2 separate regions of the Homo sapiens genome follow, and region 2 is linked to region 1. A link is a contact called in ENCODE Hi-C or POLR2A ChIA-PET data. All regions are on one chromosome and are shown on one strand. Each heading gives the region's core, a stretch centred on a gene start or an enhancer-like site at or near the end of the contact. The rest is flanking DNA. Distances are from core to core; before and after follow the strand shown.

Region 1 (4,804 bases), core at 1,332-3,831:
GTTTCTTCTCTCAAGGTCTGAGTAGAAAAGTAACCACCCTCCCCGGCATTCCCAAACACCTTCTAAGGTGAGCTGACCTTAGAACATTCTTCCATTTTAGATCTGATCACCCACCTGATATTTCTCCAAATACAAAAATACCTCAAACGGAGATTACCTAAAATTCTGATAAAAATAATAGTCATAATATATGTAATATAAATATAATGCAACCAATGTTCTACTAGTTCCCCTCTGATCTGCTGAGACTGAGCTTCCTGAGAAAATAGTAGACGATTTAGATCAGTGACTCTCAACCTTTATGGTCCCTGGACCTTTTCTGAGGATTCCAAAGAGGTTTTGTTTGTCCAGGCTACAGCTGTCAATTTACCATATTGCATAATTTTTATGAAAAATAGTCATAATTTCAAAAAACTCATGAGAAGAATGGCATTGTTTCACATTGTTTTAGTATCTGGCTCAATAAAAGATAGCTGCCCTTTCATAACTGCTTTTGTGCCATCTGTTGTGATATGTTGTTTTGGTTGAAGTTTATGATGAATATCCAGTGTCTCACATGCAGGTAGTTGGACATATACTTTCCACATAGCACCTGAAAGGGTATTGGGGACACACACGGGTCCTCGGGCCTTACTTTGAGAACCACTGGTTTAGATAACGATGGTGCAACTATGCCCCTCACTCGTGTGGATCATGGGGATAAAAACCAGAGCTCTGGGTGAGAGAGAGAACGGTTGTAGGCTGGTTGGGGGAGGGGAAGAAGGAGTCAGGGGTAGGATCTTCATCATCCAGGTATCTGTCCCCAACCCACACTACACTTGGCTGAAAGAAGCCTGATCCCAGCTGGCTCCCTCCTGGGGAAAGGTAATGTTGAGATGCGGTTTCCCTATGAGCCACCCACAAGCCCTGATTGGTAGGGACCAAATGCTTAATGGGAACAATTTTGGGGAGACAGGGTGCAGGAAAGGAGGCATAGTGCAGCAGTCCGCAACCCCAGATGCACAGTGGGTCACCTGGGAGATGTAAATGCTGACTTGATTAGCCTGAGCAAAAGCCTTCACAGCAGGAGTTTTGAAAGTTGTCTGGCTGCTTCTATTGTGCAGACAGGGGCAAGCACCACCTGTTTGACGTGGGCTCAGGAAGCAGAGCACCTGGGTTTGAATCCCTGGTTCACTAGTCATTTATATATACAACTCACTAATTGTATAACTAACCTCAGGCCAATTACTCAGCTTCAGTTTACTTATCTGTAAAATGGGAATGCCATGAGGGATGTTGTGAATACTGAATGACATCATCTATTTAAAGTTCTTAGTGTTGGGACTGTACCAGAACATGTACTCAGTCAACTTGAGCTGTCACTGTCTGCTATGGTGAAGATCAGTGCAGGCTGTCAGACTCTGTCAGCTTCCAGGGATGAGCATCTCTGAGGAAGCTGTCCCCCATGCAGGACAAGACACTGCCACAAAGTAGATGATAAGACCTGGGTCTTAGAGACAGAAGGTCTCTGCATCTGGAAATAGAGGCAGTTGGTGACTCCCCCAGCCCAGGATCCAATTCTGGAAACTTCAGGGGAACAAGAGAGCTCTTGGCTGAGGTGCACAAAGGTGATGTCACTAGAAACAGGTGCAGGAGAAGTTGGCACAGAGAACAATGATGGTGTTCACACTGTGTGTGTGTCTGTGTGTGTGTGCGTGCACACTCTGCAATCAGACTCATATTGTTTTTTCGCTTTAAAATTATTGAAACATCTCAAATCTATTACAGATGGCAGAGGGGAAAACACAGCGTGGAAATATTTTAATGGTTTATTCTTGGCCTGCGGACTGTCCATAGAGACCTGGAGTGAATGAGACTCCCTTCTTATTTGTCCCCTAGAACATCATCATTACACATTATACACCGCGTTCTGCCTCAGAGCTCATCGGATCATCCACAAAAGTGGAGAGCAACATGAAAGGGGGGTCCAGGGAAACACAGACGGGCCTGGCATGCTCCCTGAGCAGGCAGGACAGCCATGACTCAATCATTTTATTAAGAGGCAGGATGAATCATGTAACACTTCTAGAATTACTGGATGTGGACAGCTCCTCCAGCTGTTTACAGGGCGGAATTTGAGAGCCTTCAAACACAGATGTGCTGCCGAGTCTCATGACATCCGCCCAGCGAGATGAGCCTGCCGCACTGATGGCCAGTTTCATTTCCTTCAGGTTTATTGGCTTTTGTGAATTCATACAGAGAGAGGTGCCAAACAGGCCGAGATAATTCACAGAAATGACTGGAGGGATGGTCTAGGGCCAATCCTGTGCCTCCTGGAGGAATTATATCTAATCACCCAGGACAGAGAGTTGTCCAGGCTGCCTAAGGCCACTAAGTGAGCCAGGAAAACAGGAAGATAATTGGATCCAGAGCTCAACACGCTTCATCAGGAGCGAGATTACAGAGGCTAATCCTTCAGACTCAGCGGGTCGGGCTGCAATTAGCAAGCCTCATTAAGGGATCAGCTCTCACATCCGGGTCTTGAGTATTGACACTAAGTTAAGCCACAGACATGTTGGGCTGATTAAGGGAGCAAGAAGCTGGCCACAGGCCAAGATTTCACCTTCCAACCAGCCCCATGCCGAACGCACTTGGAGGCGACTCTGACAGAGAGAGTGGTTGGCAGCAAAGAGGTTGGTTGTTTTTGTGTTTTTTTTCTTTTTTGGTTGTATTCACAGCTCTAAATGGATGCTCCATCAAGAGGCAATTTCCTAGCTTGAAAATCTCTGCCAAACTACTTGGTATGAAATGATTTTTTACGCTTCGCAAGCACGCTCCACTTTGTCACATGGGAGTTTTCCTGTGCCAAGTGAACATCCATCTGCACGTTCTCCAGCTCAGCTGACACTGCAGCGCCCTTGTCAGCGTGGAGGTGCCTGCAGTATCGCAGCGCAGGTGGTGCCAAGGCTCTGCCTGTAATTCCTTCCTGAGAAGACTCCAGGATTGGTCCTTGTCTCCTTAGACAACCTACCAAAGGTTGGTGGGATTGTGGGGAAGGGAGAGGGATCTACTTTCAAGCATGGATCCCAGGCCCCCACTAGCTCCATTCTACGCTCCACAAAGAAAGGCGCCCCTGTGGTCTCCTGAACTGGGAGGACTCCATCCCTCAGTCCTCAGACTCTCCCTCCCAGACCATGCTGGGTGGGGAAAGGGCTGGGCTGCTGCAGGATAGGGTCGGCTCCTCAGCATGCCGCTGAGCTGCAGCTACCCTAGTTCAGGCTCCTCCCTTAGGGGGTCTCAGAGGGCGGGTGGTGTTGGGTTTTTTGTTTGTTTGTTTGTTCATTTTGAGACAGGGTCTCACTCCGGTTGCCCAGGCTGGAGTGCGGTGGTGCGATCATAGCTCACTGCAGCCTCGACCTCTGGAGCCTCAAACGATCCTCCCACCTCAGCGTCCCAAGTAGCTGGTACTACAGGTGTGGGCCACCATGCCTGGCTAGTATTTGTTTAGTGTTTTGGGGTTTTTGGGGTTTTTTATTTTATTTTATTTTATTTTTTGAGACAGAGTCTCGCTTTGTTGCCCAGGCTGGAGTGCAGTGGCGCAATCTCAGCTCACCGCAACCTCCGCCTCCTGGTTCAAGGGATTCTCGTGCCTCAGCCTCCCAAGTAGCTGGGACTACAGGCGTGCACCACCACACCTGGCTAATTTTTGTTTTGTTTTGTTTTGTTTTGTTTTGTTTTAGTAGAAACAGTGTTTCACCATGTTGCCCAGGCCATGTTTCGCCATGTTGAGGCCAGGCTGGTCTCAAACTCCTGGCCTCAAGTGATCCACCTGCTTCCCTCCCAAAGTGCTAGGATTACAGGCATGAGCCACTGTGCCTGGCCAGTTTTGTATTTTTTTTTTTGTGGAGACAGGGTTTCACCATGTTGCCCAGGCCAGTCTTGAACTCCTGGGCTCTACCCAGTATCAGCCCACCTTGGCCTCCCAAAGTACTGGGATTACAGATGTGAGCCACCACACCCTGCTGAGGTATATTTTTTCCTATATACCATGAAGCTGAATGAACTTGGCTAAAATACATCACTCCTAATACTGACACAAAGGAACTCACTAATCATGTATTTTTTTCTTTCTTTCTTTCTTTCTTTCTTTCTTTCTTTCTTTTTTCATGAGGCTAAATTGACTAAAATAATACCACTAAATTTAGAATGACAGTTTTTAGACAAATAAGACATAAACTTTGGATAAGTCTAAAGTACTTTAAAAGCCCTTAAAATGAGTTATTTCTATTTCCCAGCTATTTAACTTTATCCCTAAAATTATATGGGTTTTGTGTACAAATATTTTATTACTTCTGCTGATACTCCTATTCCCTCGCCTGTGAGATTGGAGAAGTGAATGTGTGGGCCGAGGAAAGGGTTTGTTAGGTTAGTGGGAGTGGGGCAGAAAAGGGGCCTGAGGAAGACACTCTCCTCCACCGAGACCTGTCTGTCAGCTGCCCTCAGCATGAGATCAACAGGCTTAGCAAGTCACAAAAGCAAACAAAACAAAATCTCTAAGCAAATTAACATAGGAACAGAAAACCAAATACCGCACGTTCTTACTTATAAGTGAGAGCTAAACACTGAGTACACGCAGACACAAAGAAGAAATCAATAGGCGCGGCGGCCTACTTGAGAGAGGAGGGTGGGAGAAGGGTGAGGGTCAAAAAACTACCTATCGTGAGTTCAGTGCCCACTACTGGGGTGAGGAAATACTCTGTACATCAAACCTCCATAACACGCAATTTACCCATGTAACAAACCTGCACATATACCCTCTAAACAT
Region 2 (4,804 bases), core at 1,545-4,044, 46 kb before region 1:
AAAAAATGGGGATGATTTCTATAGGATTACCAACCACGCATTCCAACTTGAATTCCCTCCTCTTCGCTTCCATGAAGCTATGATCTCCTAGTTGTCCTCCTGCCTCTCCAACCCACCTCTTGCATTCCCCATAATCCTCTTGGGCTCATCCTTTAAATGTAGGCTTTGTCCAGAGTCCCTCATAGCTCCCTGTTCCTGCACAATGTCACCTTCTCCCCCAACTTCGGTCAGTGCCTCCCAGAGCCTCCACCCTGCCTGACACCTCAGCAAACCCACACTTCCTTCCCTAAACCTGTTCCTCCTCTGCGTTCTCCATGTTTAACCAAGGTGCTCCTGAACCATGAGTAAATCTCATTGCTTCTTCCTTAGAAGCCTCCAGTAGCCCCCTATTGCCAACAGAATAAACTGCAGAATCTTTAGCAAGGCAACCAAATCCCTTCATTATCTGGTCCAAACCACCTTCCCAGCTGCTTTCAACTGCACCAATCTATTGGACATTTGCTATTATGCCTCTCCTCCCCAGAGTCTCTTTCCCAGCTAAACATCCACACATGCTCCAGCAATTCTTAGCGTGGCATCATGTCAAAACCCTTGACTGTCCTGGAGATCATCTCCAGACTGGCTTCATTTGCCTGGGTGTCTCTTTTAAAATGAAGCCCAGAAACGGACAGTACCTTAGGTGCTGAATAGAACTATGCTCTCCAGTGTTCTGAAAATTACTTCTCAGAATGCAGCCTGTCCTCTTTGTGCCTGCCCAACAGGCCAATTCTAGCTTCAGCATCGCAGCCAGGTCAGCTTTGGCTGATCACGAGCTTCCGTGTGCTCCCAGGGTGCTGACATCAGCACCTGAAATCATTTCAGGTTTACGCTCTGCTTTTCCAATAGGACTGAAAACCCCTCAAGGGAAGGAATTTCTATGTTCCACCCTCCAATGCTTAGATGTCTTTAGTCCAGCTGGAGTGAATAAACCAGAGGATTTCTAAGGTCATACGTAAAAATGGGGTCATGTCACATTTAACCTAAATCTCCCCCATCCCCCGTCTTTTTAAAATTCCACTTTAAAATGGAGCATAGGCATAGAGTATATATATACATACATATATATACACATACATATATATACCTACTTATACACATATATATATACACACATACACATATATATATACACATACACATATATATACACACATACACATATACATATATATATATATACACACACACACACACACACACACACACATATATATATATATGTTTTTTTTTTTTTTTTGAGACAGAGTCTCACTCTGTCAACCAGGCTGGAGTGCAGTGGTGCGATCTCGGCTCACTGCAACCTCTGCCTCCCGGGTTCAAGTGATTCTCCTGCCTCAGCCTCCCAAATAGCTGGGAATATAGGCGCATGCCATACCACACCAGGCTAATTTTTGTAATTTTAGTAGAGATGGGGTTTCATGTTGACCAGGCTGGTCTCAAACTCCTCACCTCAGGTGATCCCCCCGACTTGACCTCCCAAAGTGCTGGGATTACAGGCATGACCCACTGCACCCGGCCAAGTATACTTTTTGTACTCTCAGCACCTCTAGTGATTTGATGCTCGGAATTATCTTGCAACATTGACAAACATATCCTCTAAATTAAGGAGGCATTTTATGGCAGTAAAAGGTATAATTTGGCTGATGAGATCAGTCCCTAAAAAAAAAAAAAAAAAAAAGTCAGGAGCATGGATTGAAACAAAACTTGGACGAGACGGCAAATAGAAGAAAGGGAACGCGCCACAGTGAGCCAGCCCTTAGTGCCTTACACCATCAGCTATTTATTCAAGCATGAAAACTGTGACATCATTCTCACAACACTAATTAGACAAAGAAATGAGATATGCAAATATTTTTTAAAACTTGATTCTGCAACACTCTTGCCAGATAAAAGTTAATTTAGAAAAACACAACTCATCAGGCTGACTCTGGAGCCAATGTCCATCACCCTAACTACCTGACCTAGGATATCCCTGGAGAAAAATCAAGCACAAGATGTAGGCTGCCCCATGACCCTAGAGACAGCTCAAATCCTTGGAATCTCTCATGGGCCAGGTTGGCCCAAAGATCAGAGGAAGCACAGTTACCCAAGCAAGAAGCACAGAAGTTTCAAGAAACTGAAGATGCTGCACTTTGAGGCTCCAACATGTCCAGCATCCCTTCTCCAGTGCAGCCTCCAGATGAAGGGTCTTTCGCAAGAAGGGTTCTGTGGGACCCTCAAGTCATTCCGTAATCCTCAAGTCATTCCTCAAGTCATCCAAGTGGGACACAGATGTGTACAACCCTGCACTGCCCCACATGAGGTGATTGCCTCGCCAAGCTGCCTCCCCTCACAGAGCCTCTGTTTTCTTGGCTGTGAAACTGGAATCCTGGTGGAGTTGCTGTGAGCACTGAATGAGAACACACACATGGAATCTCAAGAGCCTAGCCCACGGGAGACCATCAGCACGTGGCAGCTCCTTCTCTCCTCCTGGACCGCCTTAGAACAAAGATGCTTGTGATGGGCTGGGTGCAGGGCTGAATTCAGTTCGCAGACAGCTACTGAGGGCCCCCTGTGTGCCTCGCACTGTGTGAAGTTCCTGCCCTTTCGTAGCTAAGGGAGAAGTAGGCAGACTGTTAACACCTGGGGCTGGAATAAGCCAGGCACTAAGAACAGCCCCAAAGGCAGGAAGCTTTCCCAGGGAAGCCACATCCATGCCCAGGCAACGGGTGAGCAAGAGAGGAAGACAGGGACAGTCACGGGCAGAGAGGCCAATCTGTGCTGAGTCCAGAGGTGACCAGGGTGGCCTGTTTGAGGAGCTGCAACCAGGTCTGTATTGCTGGAGTAAAAGATTCATTTCTCTCACCCGGATAGAATTCCCCTTAACCCAGTTCCTCTATACTTTAGGCCACGGCTGCTCTCTGAAGCTTTAATCCTATTACACAGCTGTCTTTAGAGAACAGGAGACCATCCCCGGACCTGTGTATCATCCACCTAGAATAGCACTCCAGTCACACTGACAATGTCATCAGACCCAGGAGACTCAGCCATGAGCAATCTGCAAGGGTGAGCCAAGGAGCAAGTAAGCACTGCAGGAAATAAAAACAAAACAGTCATTGCCCAGATACACACCTGCCTCAGCTGAAAATACCCTGGGGTGCACAAGTCCAAAAGATCTCCATATACACATTAGAAACAGAAAGTGCTTGTTTTTCTTTTTCTAAAGATTTAATTCATGATTCCAGGGCCAATAATACATTTAAATGCCACCAGATGACCCAAACCCAATCTCCACAGAGCTGTGATCTGGACTGACTTATTCTCTACCAAATAAGCCTTCCCCTTTGCCACTATATTTATTCATCTATCTCTCTATCCATCCACCCACACATCCATTCATCCATCCATTCATCCATCCATCCATCCATCCATCCATCATTTATCCATCTACCCATCCATTCATCCATCTATCCATCCATCCGTCCATCCATGCATCCATTTATACATCTGTCTATCCATCCATTCATCCATCCACCCACCCATCCATTCATCTACCCACCCATCTATCCATTCATCCATCTATTCATCTACCCATCCATCCCTCCATCCATCAATTAATCTATCTATTCATCCATCTATACATGCATTTTTCCATCCATTCATCCACTCACCCATCATCCATCTGTCCATTCACTGAGTGCTTACTAAGTACCAGGTCCTGTTCATCCAGAGGTGACCAAGAAGACACAGGTTCTGTCCTCTTGGACTTGACATTCCTAGTGACCAGCCTTGCAGGTGAGGCACCCCAAGCAAGACTTTCTTACCCCTGAGTTTGCTGAGTGGCAAATAAATATAGTTCCACAGAAGCCCTTGGGCACCCCACTCAGGGCCAACCTTGTAGGCAGAGAATGCCTGCTCCTCAGTTTACCTCCTTCGGTTCCTGCCTCTCCAAACTCAGATCAAGCTTGATCCAGAGGGAAGTCCCTACGATGCAGGCAACATTCTCCCCACTGCAAACCATGTAATAATCTGGAAAAGCCACATATCTTCACAGAAGCAGGGGACTTTGCTCCTTATTACAGACATGGCAGCACATACATTTTAAATATGAAAAACATCCCCTCCTTCTAAGGTCCCTGTATTGAAGTTTTCAAGGCACCTCACTTGGATTTTGTACAAATTGAGAAATAAACCAACAAGCATCAGATAGAGGCCAAATTAATAAAATACAAATTAACAAAGGAGAATATGAAATAGATTTCATACAATAGACAAAATGATCAAGAAGCTTGAAGATATTACTACTATAGTGATTGACATGGTTTGGCTGTGTTTCCACCCAAATCTCATCTTGAATTATAGTTCCCATAATTTCCATGTGTTGTAGGAGGGACACATTGGGAAGTAATTGAATCACGGGGGCAGTTTCCCTCATGTTGCTGTTCTCATGATAGTGAGTGAGTTCTCACAAGATCTGATGGTTTTATAAGGGGCTTTTACCCCTTTTGCTCAGCACTTCTCCTTGCTGCCACCATATGAAGAAGGACATATTTGCTCGCCCTTCCACCATGATTGTAAGTTTTCTGAGGCCTCCCCAGCCCTGCAGAACTGTGAGTTAATTAAACCTTTCTTTACAAATTACCCAGTCTCGGGTATGTCTTTATTAGCAACATGAGAACCAACTAATACATTGATGAAGGCATATGTTTCTTCTCCTAACAAGAAAAAAAACAAAGGCAATTAGAAATTCCAGGACAAACTAAAAACCTTAAAAAGTTACAATTAT

Evidence for each region. Hi-C counts contacts between places; a loop is a spot of excess contacts on that map. ChIA-PET counts read pairs that join two places held with the same protein, here RNA polymerase II (POLR2A). Pooled maps may share reads with other maps.
Region 2: a map of gastrocnemius medialis shows a loop between it and region 1 (5-fold over the local background). The contact joins two enhancer-like sites. A Hi-C loop is called at or near these places in 2 of 168 maps with a recorded cell type or tissue (gastrocnemius medialis and left ventricle myocardium superior) and 1 of 50 pooled maps. POLR2A ChIA-PET finds 5 or more read pairs at or near these places in 2 of 52 experiments (MCF 10A and activated CD4-positive, alpha-beta T cell).

The regions. Positions count from the first base shown.
Region 1 is chr2:110,768,564-110,773,367 of GRCh38, reverse strand. All of the region lies in intron 2 of ACOXL (acyl-CoA oxidase like), which reads right to left. Among named protein-coding and RNA genes, the nearest start is that of ACOXL, 38 kb to the right of the region's middle. RefSeq lists an enhancer at 738-1,239. Within about 2 kb of position 2,581, at least 7 of the 41 ENCODE cell types and tissues checked have a DNase peak (open chromatin) inside an H3K27ac peak, as active enhancers do; they include gastrocnemius medialis, where a contact is called at or near this core.
Region 2 is chr2:110,814,866-110,819,669 of GRCh38, reverse strand. The region is part of intron 9 of ACOXL (acyl-CoA oxidase like); the gene reads right to left. Among named protein-coding and RNA genes, the nearest start is that of ACOXL, 85 kb to the right of the region's middle. Within about 2 kb of position 2,794, at least 2 of the 41 ENCODE cell types and tissues checked have a DNase peak (open chromatin) inside an H3K27ac peak, as active enhancers do; they include gastrocnemius medialis, where a contact is called at or near this core.